Linked DNA regions of Mus musculus: region 2 is linked to region 1. Evidence: chromatin loops called from intact Hi-C (ENCODE). Cell type or tissue: heart. All regions are shown on one strand.

Region 1 (8,000 bases):
GGATTAGAGGCATACTACCACACCTGGCTTTCATATGGATGCTGGAGATCTGAACTCAGGTTCTCAGGGCTGTACAGTGAGTACGTTGCACACCGAGCAATCTCCCCAGCTCCCCATTCACTCATTTAGCAAAAAATTCTCTACCGCCAACCATGGGCCAGATCCAATACAGGCTTGCATTCTACATAACTCTATCCATTGAGGAACTCTCACTCTGTCTGTGGGGTAAAGAACAGATTGAACAGTTCTTTTGCAATTAGCAGCAGACAGATCATCTGTGAGGTGAACCCAGAGCCATTTTTCAAGGAAGAGAACATAGATTCAGAGATAGGGTGGGGTGGGAGCTGGGGAGTGGGGAGGGGTGAGACAGAAGGGAGCTGATAGGATGGCTGATTCATTGTGACGTCAGAGTGATGTGTGAGAAGACAGGAGGCGCCATAGTCAAACATCAGGTGGGTGCTAGGATATGCATGGGTGTTTTAGCTTGGTTTCGCTATAATAAGACATACAAGGCAACCTCTCTCATAAAGAAAAGACATTTATTTAAGTTGAGGCTCTGGCAATTTAAGGACATGATGCCAGCATCAGCTCAGCTCTGGCAAGAAGGTCATAACAAATGATACTTCAATAGCAAGGACACACAGAGATGAATTACCAATGAGACAACAAAAGCAACTCAGGCTCTGGCTACAGCAAAATATTCTTCCCTTAAAAAACAACTCAAGGGTCCCCATAGGGTAACCAGAAACCCTTGTGAGAGCATGCTTTCAATGACCTGTTGGCTTCACCACCAGGCCTCAGTGCTCTGCATCCTGAGACATCCATGCCTGGGAGAAAGGGGAAGCACACACTCAAATCAAATAAAAATCAAAACAGTGAGCTAGTACTCAAAGAGGGAAGCAAGGCGTGGACAGAATGTGCACTTCAGAATCGTGAAAGGGTCAGCAGAAGATACTACTGCAGGAGACAGGCAAGGAAGGGCCCACAGAGAGGTGCGGTGGCATTGCAGAGACTGAGGCAGGAAAGATCGGGGTATAAGAAGAAATGAAAATGGTTCATGATAAAACTCTGCTGGAGAGTCCAATCTTACACCACACCGAGTGAGCTCTGACTGAGGCCAATGGTCATCAGAAGGATTGGATTAAGTGTGCTGAGAGCAAGGACGGTGGGGGCTGAGAGACGAGAGGGACATGCAGGGAAGTGCCTTCCTTTTGGTTTCTCTGTTGTTTCTGGTCTTTTGTTTTGCTTGGGTTTTTGTTTGTTTGTTTTGTGTGTGATGTAAGTGGGTGTGGTGAGAAATCGCATGCCAGTCGAGTACAGAGTTAAAATAGAGTAAGAAGCAGGAACGGTAAAGTCCCGGAGAAGCAGAGATCCGTCTCAGCCTCTCTTGTGTTGGGTTCGATTCAGTTCTGCCGTTCAGCATCCACAGTTACAATAGCATAAATCCCACACATTCAAAAGCATGCTCTCAGTAAGACTGCCCCTCCATCGGGTCTGAAGCTCATTCACCATTTTTAACAACTGGCTCTAAGTTGAAGGAGCCTCGCAACCCCTTAAAATACAATGGATTGCTTAGTAAGACTCAGAACTCAGGAACATTTATATTTGTCAGAATTCTTTTACAAAGGACACCAATCAGATGGACTAGCCCAGTGGCCAGATACAGGGAGAAAGATCAAGTAAAGAACAGGCTTCTATACTTGCTTGCTATGGAAGGTCAGTGTTCTCAGAAAAGTGTACCTCCATCCAGGAAGCATCTCCAGGCTCCAGGAACCAGGTGTTGGGATTGGGGGCAGGGTTTGTAAGAAAGACAGATGGAGTCTCTGGTCACTGAACGAATTCAGTCTTCTCTAAGGATCTAATGATGAACTGATGTCAATGGCTCCAGGCCACCAATCATGTATTTGATTTTTATAAAGTCTAGACCCCGTTTTGAAGCTACTGAGGCATTGGAATTGGAAGTAGATTCCTAGGCGGTGGGCACAATGACATGAACTTTTAAAATATAATATTCTTACTGATTTTTGATAACTTCATACGTGCACATGTATTTTTGACCATAATTTATCATATTCACTCTTCAAGCCCCACCCTGATCCATGCTGGAAGGCCGAGCAGCCTGACCTTGTGCAGGTCTTGTGCAAGCAACCATAGCTATGAGTTTGAATCTTATCATATCCAGAAAACACTGTCTTGGTACAGTCCTCCTAACTTCTGGCTCTTACAATTTTCCTACCTCTTCTTCCAAGATGGTCCATGATCAGTTGTGAGTTCCTTCATTAACTGCTGCCCGCTGAAGCACTTTGCTCTTTATCTGACTCTCTCTATATATCTGGTCATTGGGCTAGCTTCAAGGCAATTAATTCTTACATTATCAAAGATATTCCTGCTGCTTAGAAAATCCCAAGGGCTTTAGAAGTAGCATATTAGTAAGCTAGAGCAAAGACCAAAGATATTCTGTATTAGATAATAGTCGAAGGCTCTAAGCCTGCATAAGAGGCAGATAGGCTGCAGAGCTTCTGCTACTTTGTCAGTGTGATGGTTTGTATATGCTTGGCCCAGGGAGTAGCTCTATTTTGAGGTGTGGCCCTGTTGGAGTAGGTGTGTCACTGTGTGCATGTGTTTTAAGACCCTCATCCTAGCTGCCTGGAAGTCATTATTCTACTAGCAGCCCTCAAATGTAGATGTAGAACTCTCAGCCCCTCCAGCTCCATGCCTGCCTGGATGTTTGCCATGCTCCTGCCTGGATGATAATGGACTGAACTTTTGAACCTGTAATCCAGTCCCAATTAAATGTTGTCCTTATAAGAGTTGTATTGGTCATGGTGTCTGTTCATAGCAGTAAAACCCTAACTAAGACAGACAGTAAGACAACAGAGGCATGTGGGGAAATGCCAAGAGTGCCCCCTTCCATGGTTCAGTATAAAAAAAGAAGAAGAATGTCAGGTTTGCAGGACAATGGTGTGTAAAATTGCTGCTGTGAACAGGAATCTCTGCAGGACTGATGAGCAGAGGGAGAGCCAAGTGAGCAGCACACATTGCTGAGGGGAGGCAGCTTCTTCCAACAGCCCGCAGCAGCCCCAGCAGGGACAGGGTGAACACAGATCATACATATATACGACCCAGCCTTGGGTTCTGTAGAATGAGTGCACCAGAAAAGAACTGGAAGGGCTACTCGTGAGAGCAGTACAAAGGCTGAAGAGATGGGGTGTGGACATCGAAGGAAGAAAAAGCAGAAAGGCAGCCTGAGAACACAGATGCAGATGTGTAGGAAGCTCTGATAAGAACACAATGATGTATTGAGATTGTGTGGGTGGACCGCTGGAGACTGTGGTCACAGATGAGAGTGGGTATGCATGTGGGACTGTCCCAAGGGCTCTGAGGGCAGCAAAAAGAGAGAACCTGTGTTCAGTACCTACTTTTATCTTTTTATATTGAAAGTACTAAGCTCCCCAAAGGGAGATAGCATGTTTGACTCATCTGTTTGAAGAATAAATGGTGCTAGACTGTAAAGAGTGCTGGAGAACCCAGGATGCCTCTGAGTAGAGAGGCCCAGGAAAGTGACGTTGTTCCACTGAGACAAAAGCCCTAGGGCCACTGATGCATTGCTAATATCCCCCATCTCCACTGCAGCCACAGGTAGTACTCACTGGTCATACACAGGCTCACTCATAACCAGTGGTACCTGTTGGCATGTCAGAGGTGCAACGGCAAGAGTGGAAGCAAGGTCATATCCATTAGCAGGGACAGAATGAGGAGAGGGAGAGGCAAAGAAGTGCCTCCCCATGTTCACAATGTTTCATCTTTCTGAAGTGTTTTTCCTTGTGGGACTTTGTCTATCATTATAATGGCAAGAGTTCATGTTATAAATATCAGATAATCCCAAGGAAATGGGATTCCATAGGCAAAGACTCAAGTGAGGACGTTAAGGAATAGAAAATTAGCAAGCAGAAATGTCAGAAGTCGTCAAATTCTGGCCAAGCTTGGCAATGAGCCCTTTGCTAAAGACAAGTCATGTGAGCAGACAGTTCCTGGGAAATGAGGCAAAAGGAAGAACCAGACAAATTATCAGGACTGATCAGTTCTTGCTAAACTAAACCTCATTCTTTACTAAAACTAGCTTTCGCAGTCCTAGGGCAAGACTCGGGAAATTTCCTAAAACCCTGTCAGGGCATGTTTGTCAGTACAAGAGCTAAGTGCTCTGGCAAGCAGTCAGAGTAAGCCAGTAAGAGAAACATGGGTTCAGAAAGAACACCGAGGGTTTACTCTTCTCCATTCCATCCCCATGTGTTCCATTGCCTGCACTGCCATCGGTAAGATGACAGGAGAGGCACCAACTCCCAGTAGCTAAGCAAATTCTGCTGAGGTTTGCAGCCCAGGGTGACACTGGAATTCCATAGTCCCAGGATGTCGCGAGAGTAGGATGTAGCACCAGGCCCTCCTCTCCACGTGAATGCCTAGTGTGGGCAAGAAGAATTGGCATTGGAAGTCAAGCACCTGTCCTAATCTCTAGCAAGTCTCACCCTGTGACTATCCGCTTATGTTGGGAATTTGGATAGAGGGCTAAACAGGTCCTCGGGAGCCTAGAAGCTGCTGTGAAGTAGGAATCTATTGGAAAACATTGCAGTCGTGGCTAGCAAGCAGTTTCAGAAGGAACATCCATGTGGAAGTAAGGGAAGACAGACAAATGTGCAATGTCAGCTAGAGCCACACAGTCTACTGTCAGGAGCCATCTTGCCTGCTTCTGTGAAAGCCTGTGTGTCAGGCAGAGTCAAATCAGGCCAGGCTCTGCTGGCAGAGTTCCTGGCCTGCTGACGCATGGACCGATAAGAGGGGTTACATGTGAAGCTCAAGGAGAGGGGATGAATGTCCTGTTAATCTCAGAGGAAGGAACAAGGAGGAATAGGGAGGCCTCGAAATGGATACAGATATCGAATGTACCTCAGCCATTGTCTCTGCTGGCTTGTGACTTTGTTTCCCACGATACTGTAAAGTATATAAAACCTAAGAGAATTCAACTCGAGGCTGCCGCAGTACTGAATGGGCAGTCCTCCCGATTTCTAACTTCTGTCTCTGAGTCTTCTTTTCCATCTTTCCTATAATTCTCACTCTCTCCTCAGAGGACTGCTTGATTTCTTACTAGCTAGAGTTGTACAGTCTACCAGGCAGGAGCCAGGGTTATGACCCTCCCACTCAGGGACACTGAATACTCAGGGACTCTCAATACTTTCCAGGACTTACATTTTCCAGAGCACAGGAAATAAAACTCCAGACAGGAGTTGCTAAGACCACAAAGTGAGAAGCTGAATAGAAAATGTCCCTTTCTCCAGTCTTTGAAATATCTTAATCACCCATGTAGTAAGAATTTTGGTTTCTTTTTTTTAAAGATTTATTTATTTTTATATGAGTACTCTGTAGCTGTCTTCAGACACACCAGAAGACTGCATCAGATTCCATTACAGATGGTTGTGAGCCATCATGTGGTTGCTGGGAATTGAACTCAGGACCTCTAGAAGAGCAGTCAGTGCTCTTAACCACTGAGCCATCTCTCCAGCCAGAATTTTGGTTTCTTTAAAAAAAAAAAAAAAAAAAACAAAAAACAAAAAAACCAGTTATGCAGCCGGGCATGGTGGCACACGCTTTTAATCCTAGCACTCGGGAGGCAGAGGCAGGTGGATTTCTGAGTTTGAGGCCAGCCTGGTCTACAAAGTGAGTTCCAGGACAGCCAGGGCTACACAGAGAAACCCTGTCTTGAAAAAACAAAACAAAACAAAACAAACAAAAACCCCCACCAGTTATGCTATACGGAAGCATGGTTTTGTTTTAGTCCCATGTGTGGGCTGTGGGGCTGCTTCAGATTTGTCTTGTGCACTGGCAAGAGTGTGATTCTGCCAGCTGAAAATCGTTTGTATCTGGAATTCTGGGGACTCTTCAGCGAATATAAAAATGCCAGCGCCCTGAGAGAGGTGGCAGCTGCTGGTCCCTTCCTGCTTGCCCTTGCTGCTGCTGCTCTTGCTGAATTGTTGGTTTGTTGTTTGCTGCATTACTGCTGCCTGGAGATCCTGACTACAAAGATTGGACTTGCCCCACGGAGCTTGACACCCCTAATCAGCAGAAAGTAGTCTAAAGATATGTATACCCCTTTCCTACGTAACCTTCTCTGTCTCCTACCTAGTGTTAGGTGTTGGAAGGGGTTAGGCTGGAGAAAGGTGGTAGCTATAAGAACCTAATAAAGTAGCCCAAAAGCAGTTTGCCCTCAGGACATAATATAAATAAGTTTGAGGAAGCCTTCTGTGAGATCCTCCCTGCTCTCTCCCACTCTTCTTCCAGGCCACAGCCCAAATATGAATGGAGGAATGAGTAGATGGCCCCATTTGTCAGGAAACTAGTCCCAAATGGAAGCCAAGGTGATGGCAAGATTGTGGCTGGTTTTTTATTTCATCAGTCCACCTTCGTGGGACATTGGCTCCAGTCATAGCTACAAGCAAGGAGATCTCGCCCCATGTAGTACCTGTACAGATAAGGCTTCACGATAAAGGTGTGCTGATGAACACAGACAGAGAGCATCCTCCACTTGGCTTGTCACAGGGAGGGGAAGCATGAGATGGATCTTGGAGGACTGAGTAGGCCCGAATGACAAGGAAGGGAAAGATTTTAGCAGGATCACAGGTTGTGCAAAAGCACAGACAACAGAGAGAATGTACTATTTAGGGAGCTGCAAATAGCTGGGAGAAGCTAAAGCCTGGATAGGAGAGGAGAGCCTGGGAGTTCACGGCAGGCTTTGTGCAGCATGGCCATGTTTAGATCTGACCGCACAGGAGCTGGGGAAACCAAGCAAGAGATTACTGACCTCTGATCTGCTTGTTGGATACAGCTCCAAGGCTGTTTAGAAAGGAGATGAACTTTCCATTGCAATCAAGGGATTCAAGTAGCATATGGTTTAAATAGCCGGAGCTAAAATGGAGACAGCTTCAACTACAACGCAGTAGTCAGTAGGGATAGAGAGAAATTTACCCACACAAAAGAACAGCTTAATCCATAGATAGTAGGTTTGAGATGAATAGATAAGTCCTTGGGGTGGTGGCATTTGGAGAACAATTTATAGTTGAAGTAAGTTCTACAGTGATTGAGGAAGCAAGGCATGGATAATGGAGCTCTTCTCCCTTTTGCTCTTACATATACACTATACTTTCATTGAACTTAACACTTTAATATTTTAAACAAAATTTATTGTATATAATACCAAAAAGCTTAAGAAGGATAGTTTTATCATTACAAATCAATACCTCTTTCCTGGAACATTATACCAAGCATTGCTAGATATTAAAATTTGTATTTAAGACTGGACATTGTGTGACTATCTCACTGATGTCTATAAGATATTGGTAGATTGTCTAAACTTAATAATCTCAGTAAAAAATGGAGCCCATCCCAGAGCCTGGTAAGTTTTAGGCTATATATCAATAATCCTGTCTTGTCTTCACAGTAAGGATTAAGGTCTGTCCACCATCAGACTCCTTCATCCCACACTGCTCAGTCATATCAGTCACCCAGAGTCTAGTCCTGGACCTGATCAAGACACCAACAAATTTTGAGTGGCCCTGCTGGTAACTTTCCCTTGTTTGAGATGGAAAACTCTGTTCCATCCAACAAGGAGGAAGTGACTGGAGACATGAAATTAACAACGTCCTAGAGGGAAATGGCCAAACCACCTCCCATGAAGTAAAAACCAGAGAGATGAAATAGGCAGATCAGACATGTTAGAAGTAGTTTATCATAGATGGGAGGGCCCCAAGTCCATAAAGAAAAAACATTATTCCAAAGGCATAAACCCTGAAGAGATTTTTTTTTAAAGCAGAGAAGGAGAAAACAAAAGGGCATCCATAACCAAGGCTGCCAGTCACAGGTGAGGAAGTGAATCGGAATAAGGAAGAAGCTCGGAAAAGGGGAAGAAACACAACCCACGACTCATTTGGAAAGTCCCAGTGTTGCCCCCAGAG
Region 2 (8,000 bases), 85 kb after region 1:
GCGTTCATCTAGGAAGAGCTTTTTTTAACTTTGATAAAGTAACAAGAAAACCAAAAATCCTTAACTGCCATGGGATCTGAAGGATGGAATTCCGTGCTCAATATTTCTTGTTACACAGACCCAGTTTCCATAATGAACCTGTTTTAGATGCAGAATGCATCATCAATATACGAACTTGTTTTTAAAGACCCACAGAAGGAACTCCTTATAAGTAGGCAGGGTTCTTTCTGAATAGAGACACTGTGCACACTTCAGTTAACAGGCTCTTTATGACTTTTGTAAATTATTGTGTACTCTATTCCCTACTTATCTCACATGATTTCCTCCACATACTGACTTAGTAATCATATTTCTACTAGGCCCCCAAACTCTTTCTTTTTGGTGCTAGATATCAAAACCAAGCCACACACACAAAGCATGCTCAGTCACTGACTATAACCCCTGCCACTATTGCTCCTATTGTTTATTTACATTACATTTCTGGTGGTACCAGTCATTTTACTATGCTGGATGTGTGTGTGTGTGTGTGTGTGTGTGTGTGTGTGTGTGTGTGTGTGTGTGTGTGTGTGTTAGAGAGAGAGAGAGAGAGAGAGAGAGAGAGAGAGAGAGAGAGAGAGAGATCACTCCATTTTAAGCAACTAGGAACTCATAAACCAAAAAATGTCAAAGTCTTATTCCACTATTTTAACGAGAAGAAATTCAGCAATAATTCGGTCCTTAAGCATTCTACTCACATAGAAAACTTTTATTTTCCCACCTAGTAAGTGCAGCAGGCATTGTAAATGAAAATAATAATGTGTAAAGTCCCACTCCTGAGCTCCACAAATAAATATGATGTATTCATTTACACCATTTACACCATAGTTGGGAGCACACACACACACACACACACACACACACACACACACACACACACACACACATCTGCCACTATCTAAACCCCTCTTCTTATATAAATAAATAATAGTGTATTTACTTCCTTTCTGGCTCTTTCTTTGACAGTAAAATTTGACATGTATGCCTACTCGTCGGGAGGAGACGACTCTAAATATCCTGTTACTCTAAAAATCTCAGATTCACAACTGTTCGTGAGCGCTCAAGGAGAAGACCAGCCCGTGTTGCTGAAGGTCAGTTGGCTTCCATCTCAAACTTGTCCTCATTCACCTCCCACTGTTTGTGACCAATCACAGTAAGCAGATGTCCCTCCTAGGATGACACAGTCTCCTTGCAGCCACAGCCACCACCTGCTCACCTTTCCTCCTTGACCCTATTTGCCTCCCATCCCAGAGCATCCATTTGTTCTGTTGATCTTTAAGATGACATCCACCATCTGATTTACACAGTACAGAGCACTGTGACAATGGAGCCAGCCTCTGAAAATCTCAAACAAGCCCACTGAGATCACAGAGGAGTTAACAGCTCACTGGTTCACACGAAGCCAAAAACTAGGAGCCACAATACTCAAGCCTTAGCCTTCCCACTCCAGTGGTCCATTGATAATGCTATTGTCTCTCGTCCCATGCCCATATTCTCTGTGACCATCTCCCTCAAACACACACGTACACATCCACATTTTAGCATTAGACATTTTTACCATAGAGAAGCATATAACTCTCGTCCAGTAAATGTATAATCCAATGCCTCCTGTCCTAAAGTATATGTGGGTGTCTGTATTTCTCTGTGAGAATCAAATGAAAGTATTATCTACTGAGTAGGGCAGTAGCTTCATTCATGAATCCCTTCAACAAGCTATTAATTACTGAAAGTCTTCTATTTTTCAAGCACAGCATTAAAAGCTATCTAGAGTGGTGAGCCAAAATTCCTAACCTTATGGAACACAGTCCTCTAGTACAGTAGATAAGTCAAATAGACAACAACAAAGTAAGATGTTGGACAGAAAATGCCCAAGACACTAAGACAGAAAAATGGAGGAGTGTTATTTAGAGGGAGGGACAAGAGCAGACCCTCTGAGAGACAGACCAGCTAATACAAGGTAGGGATGGGACATCCCAACAGAAGGATCTCAGTTCACTATAAAGACCTGAGTTCCCTAGAGCTTCATGAGCCCACAGGCCAGCTGCAAGTAACAGCGGAGCGCTTTTGGTCCTGGTCATTTGGTATACAGTTGAAAGCCACCAAAGGCTTTCAGAGGGTGCAGGGTGCTGGTGCCATTTATATTTCTTAAATAGACAATAGTCCAGAACAAAAGCACTAGAGAGAGCAGAGAGCTCAGCTGGGAAGTTAGAGAAGAAGCACAGTAGAAGAATACGGTGACCATGTAGACAGGAAGAGGACTGTGTAGTCATTTGGAGGTAGAATAACCAAAGGAAGGGGGTAAAAGGGGGAGATGAAGAGGTTTGGATAGTACAGGTCTTAATGAAAGTTCAAAGCCCAAAGGAAGCTAATCAGGTTGCTTTCTTAGATTTAAAAGAATACAAAAGGGGGAGGGTCTCAACAACATGGAATCCGCAATATATTTTGCCATGAAGGTTATTATCGGGTTGTATTCATACTCAGAGGAAGAACACAGTCTAAAAGGGTTATCCCCAGAGCAGTCAGCTGCTCAGATCAGGGAAGCCGTGTGGAGTTCCTGGTACTTGCTGTTGTGTGTATGTACATGGTTTACTTTCAGATTGCAACCGAAATGCAGAGGTAGACGTCATCCCACGCTCCACTGTTTTTGTAAAGGTTTAATTTGAATACTCAGGGGTCAGAATGTTTAGAAGTCTTACAATCTTCAGTGTTCAGACTTGATGAGAGTTCCCTGTGCCAGCATTAAAGACAGGATGTACACAGGCAGCGTTTCACCCCCACTTGTCTGGATTTAGGACATTCAGGTATCATTGACAGTCTTCATGACTCACTGAGATTTCTCTCCAATTAACTAAGGTAATCAACTCTTATGGATCATCTGGACCATACATCAAATAGGCATGCAGTAAATGCTTGATGAGTGACCAAATGAAAGAACCCAGATCGCAGAGGCAGGCTCGAGAGCGCTGTTTCTCATGAAGTCCAGATACTGGAGGGTTGCCCTTCAGGGTTTTTTTTTTCCCAATGCCTTCTTATGCACTAACAGAATTCTATTCTGCTATCACAGGAGTTGCCAGAAACACCAAAACTCATCACAGGTAGTGAGACCGACCTCATTTTCTTCTGGAAAAGTATCAACTCTAAGAACTACTTCACATCAGCTGCTTATCCAGAGCTGTTTATTGCCACCAAAGAACAAAGTCGGGTGCACCTGGCACGGGGACTGCCCTCTATGACAGACTTCCAGATATCATAAAAGCAGCCTTATTTCGGGAGTCTATTCACTTGGGAAGTGCTGACAGTCTGTATGTACCATGTACAGGAACCTTCCTCACCCTGAGTCACTTGCACAGCATGTGCTGAGTCTCTGTAATTCTAAATGAATGTTTACCCTCTTTGTAAGAGAAGAGCAAACCCTAGTGGAGCCACCCCGACATATGATACTATCTGTTATTTTAAAGAGTACCCTATAGTTTGCTCAGTACTAATCATTTTAATTACTATTCTGCATGGCATTCTTAGGAGGATCAAAAAGACTCTACACATATTACAGATGGGTTAACAAAGGGATAAAACAACTGAAAAGCACACTCAATGCATTTGGAATATAAATTCACAGACCAATCTCACTGTGCACCTTCGGCTTCAAAATGCCAGTTGAGTAGGATAAAGGTATAAGAACTTAATGCTGTCATTTTCAAAAGGAAGGGGACAATAGCTACATCTTTCCTACCTCAGTGGGTTTTACTCCAGTGAGATCATTTGGATGAAATCCTCCTGTAACAGACCTCAAGAAGGAGACAGACTGTTGAATGTTATTTTTAAGTTATTTTATCTATGTATTTATAAATATATTTATGATAATTATATTATTTATGGAACATCCTTAAATCCTCTGAGCTTGACGGCACCCTCGCAGCAGGGTTTTCTAGGTGGTCAGTTAGATGTAGTCTCCTCTAGAGCTCCATGCTACAGACTTTTACACTTTTTCCACAGCCACGAAGCTCTCCGTACATTCCTGCACTTGGGAGCCCTTTCATCATGATCTTAATCTGTGCTGTTTACTTTGTGCATCTAAAATGATAATTGAGTCAGTCTTTCTCCCTCCCGTCCTTAAAGCTGTCTGGGTATTCTTACATCATTCAGTCTCACCTGTAACTAACACCAACCATCTAAAGATGGAAAGAGCTTAACTGTGACAACCACATCACTGATACCTGAAGTTTCTTTTCTAGAATGTAATCAGTGTTTCCCCTGGATTCCAATTTTTTTTTCAAACCACAGTGTCATGTAACTATCAACAATAACAATCAACTCATTATTATTAATCATAATTAAATAAAACAGGTTTGAGCTGATGTATTTATTTGTTATCTTTTCTGTTTGGGTTTTGCAATGGGATGGTTTGGGTTTTGTTGTTGTTATGTTTTGTTGTGATGCAGTGAAGGGGTTTTTGTTATTTGTTGTCTTTATTACTTCACTGCCTAAAAGTTAGGGACAACTGGTCAGCACTCACGTAATTCACTAAAGTTAGCATCACCTTACAAAACCAGGATTCCACACAGCTCTAAAGGAGATGTCACCATCAAATCCCTCCCCTCAGAGGTCAGGGAACCCTGTGGAAATGGAGACAGGAGTCGGGGAGACAGAAGGGATGTGAGAACAAGGCCTTCTAAAATAACTGAGCAAAACCCATATGCGTTCACAGAGCCTGAAGCCTGAAGCAGCAGCCGCAGGGCCTACACAGGTCTGCCCAGGTTTCTGTACACACACTCTAGCTTTCAGTTTATGCTCTGATGGGACTCCTGAATGGAAATGAGTAAGTCTCTGATTCTTCTGCCTACTCTTGGAGCTCTTTCATTTTTCTGTTGGCATAGCTTGTCCAACTTATATATGATGATTTCTGTTTTATCTTACTATATTTTGCTACATTTTGTTGTTTTCCCCAAAAAATGCATTTAAAAAAAATTCAGGTTCCATAGCTTTTCTTTCTTTTTTTTTTTTTTTGCTAGCTGCCAGTATTCACAGATAGATAGCACTGAAAATTATAATATTTCCAGGCTCAGTTAAAGGATACAATCCATATTCAGTACATGTGTATGCCGATGTAGATGTCCATACAAACTCACCATATAATGTACCACCAAAACCAAGTAGTGGTTTTAGAGACAATACAGCAGGTTAGAAGCTGCTTTCCTGTGACCTAATGAAAAAGAAAGTCAGAATCAGGAGTAATAGACTCTATTTTAGAAAGTGGGGTTGGAAATTCACAGAAACAATAATTGAACACCTGAAATGTGCAGTAACCCTTCACCCAAATTCTTGTACATAGCCCCGATAAGACGTGTTGAGCTTTGGTGGTATCCAAGCTTTTGTCTGTCTGCAGTAAGTAGCCATGTGTTACATCTCCTCAGGGAAAGTCTTGTCACACAAGTGGATGTCGGGATGTCAGACCCTATGGAGCTAGAGTTACAGGCAGATGTGTTATGTAATATGGGTGCTGGGAACCAACTCTGGTGGCCTGCCAGAGCACTGCATGCTCCTTACCCCAGCCATCTCAGCGCTTTTTATCATATTAAAAAACAAAAACAAAAGCAAAAACTTTTGTGATTTTTTTTTTATTCTCCTTCACTCACCTGATAATGTTTAGGTATGCCAGTGATAACCTTTTCCTTCTCTTTCCTTCATGATTTTTTTTTTCTTTCTAGCAGGCCTTTGTTAGCATTTTAACTTTACCTTGTAGATGTTTTTCTGTTTAAATAAACTATTATGTTTCCATGTTTTATTTCCATTCTTAAATTTATATAATTCTGTTCTTTACATTTTCTATTAGGAAATCTTTGTTATTCTTTTAAAAACTCTTCTAACCCCTTGCCCTTTTCTCTTCCCACCATAACATCCTTCTCCAATAAATATCTTTTACGAGATTTGCTGCCTCATATGACTTTCGCGTTGGAAGAAGCCAAGAAGCAATTGACAGAGGAAGGGAAGAAACAAAGAAGTGGAGCGGGGCAGAGGCTCCTGAGCTCCTGGGCTGAGCTGGAGATACCCTCCCCTGGGAACTGCACTGCCTCAGCTGACGAGGCTTCCTCTCAAAGCTGTGTGGTTCCCCGGCTCTGATGTCTCAGGGTGTCCTTCCACAGGAATACCTTCTGACCCTCAGAGCTCTGTGGTTTCTGGGTTTCCGAGTCTCAGGGTGCCTTTCCAAGGGGACACTGTCCCACCTCAGAGCTGTGTGGCTCCTGAGCTCCTGTGTCTTAGGATGCCCTTCCCTTGAGACACTTTTGACAGATTGCGCCATTTTGACAGCTCCCGCGAGCTGCTCAGGGACTACACGGAGTTATGTTGTTTCTGTCCGGTATTCGGCTACAAGAATGAGAACAATAACTGATACGGACCATTTTCGTTTGGCATGCTATTATTTGCAGCCAAAGCCAGCCTAACTGATAGCACAGAGACTTAGGCTCCGGCTTGTTTCTCCCCGTTTCTTCAACTGTCACAACCGTCCTTAACCCAAATTTGGCTACAATTAGAGCCACTCCTCCGCCAGCCAGCATCACCCACCAGCTCCCACCTCAGAGGCACCGCTGCGGAAGTGACCTAGCCATAGGGCGGGCCTTCTCAGAAACTCTCCAATCGCAGAGCCTCAGGGGAGGTCCCCAGTGGGAATCGCCGAATGTCCATTTCCTGTTATCCCGCCCTCTCCGTCTTTTTATTGGCGAATTTCAAAGTCGCGGAAGCCAATAGGAGCGTCCAGACGGGCGCCCGGTTCTCGTACTAGAACAAGGCGCGCCCTTTGAAGGAAGAAACTGTCGCCGTAGAGCCATGGTGGGGCCCGGCCCCACTGCCAGCGCAGCCGCGGGTAAGTGTGGTCGGCAGCCTCCAGAAGCTGCCAGGCCTCCCCCGCCTGCTTCAGTCTCCCCCGAGCTCAGTTAGGTTAAGGACGCTGGACCCGGGCCACGGCGAGGAGCGGCGCGCTCCGTTGCCGCAGGGGGACACCCCTGCATTGCTAGTTATGGCCAGAACTTTGACAGCAGTCAGGTGGCAGGTTCGGCCCCAGTCCGAGTCTCTGCAGGTTCACTGATAAAATGTGCGCTGTCTGGAGGTTGATTGATAAACTGTGGGCTGAGGCTTAAGGATGCTGTGAACCCTGGCCTCCGAGGGACCTGGAGCCCTTTCTACCTCTCCAGTATGCCCCTCCCCCGTGTCACCTTTGAGATGCACACTCTGTCCTCACTTATGGGCCTGCGGTTCTGCGCACCGTCCTAGGCACACAATTTGTAACTCAAGGGTTAAAAAAAAAAGTCTTGATTCCAAATCCTGGCTTTGCTGCACATTAGTGGGTAAATTTAAGCCTGTCACTTCATCTGAGTTTCAAACAGCCAAATACCTCATAGGATTGATGGTTAGTGTAAACAGCTTAGTAAAGAGCTTGGCACCAGGCTGATACCGTTGGTATTGAAAGCAAGCATAACAGGACTGGTGACTTTATCAAAGCCAAAATAGCTACAGGGAAGTATCATATTTAAAGATATAAAGGGTTTTCTGTAATGTTTTTGGTGTTTGCTCGTGTCCATGTTTTACAGAAGAACGGTGGCAGAAGCTCCAGGAGTACCTGGCAGCCAAGGGAAAGCTAAAGGACCCCAACGCCAAGTGAGTTTACCTTCCCATAGTTACACTGGCTTTGTTGCCCCGGTTGCTAACAGCAATGAACGGACCAGCCCTTCTGTTTCCAGTCTGTTTGACTTGCATCATGGTGAATCCTGTAATAACAAAAGGAGCATTTCAGTCCTTGATTTCAGGCATGACTTAAAAAACAAAACAAAACAAAAAACCAGCAACCCCTAGGCAGTGCTGTCTATTGGCAGAAATTTAAGCATTTTTTTTCCTAACAGTCTCCAAAGGAAGGAAGGCTCTACACTACACTGTTACCCACATCTCTGGAAGCTCTTCTGGTTCCTTCTTTC

The links. A loop is a pair of places that touch in the nucleus more often than their neighbours do. Peaks named below come from ENCODE experiments on the same cell type or tissue, not always from the same donor. Only the 100,000 strongest peaks of a DNase experiment are listed, where the experiment ranks them.
Region 2: it touches region 1 in a loop (2.3-fold over the local background); 8 of 42 quality-filtered maps call a loop at or near these places.

The regions. Positions count from the first base shown.
Region 1 is chr2:129,380,908-129,388,907 of GRCm38, reverse strand. No RefSeq gene overlaps it. Among named protein-coding and RNA genes, the nearest start is that of Il1b, 14 kb to the right of the region's middle. In heart, no CTCF peak of the experiment used is centred here; DNase peaks (open chromatin) are centred at 4,447 and 4,797; H3K27ac peaks cover 903 bases.
Region 2 is chr2:129,296,000-129,303,999 of GRCm38, reverse strand. It overlaps Ckap2l (cytoskeleton associated protein 2-like), which reads left to right and starts at 6,788. Exons shown (of 9, transcript NM_181589.3): 1 at 6,788-6,895; 2 at 7,620-7,686. The coding sequence starts at 6,859. It overlaps Il1a (interleukin 1 alpha), which reads left to right. Exons shown (of 7, transcript NM_010554.4): 6 at 1,003-1,127; 7 at 3,101-4,390. The coding sequence ends at 3,289. Gm14023 (predicted gene 14023) reads right to left here and starts at 6,630. Exons shown (of 5, transcript NR_040371.1): 1 at 6,598-6,630; 2 at 5,163-5,236. In heart, CTCF peaks have their summits at 3,443 and 5,550; DNase peaks (open chromatin) are centred at 6,139 and 6,679; H3K4me3 peaks cover 2,150 bases; H3K27ac peaks cover 2,092 bases.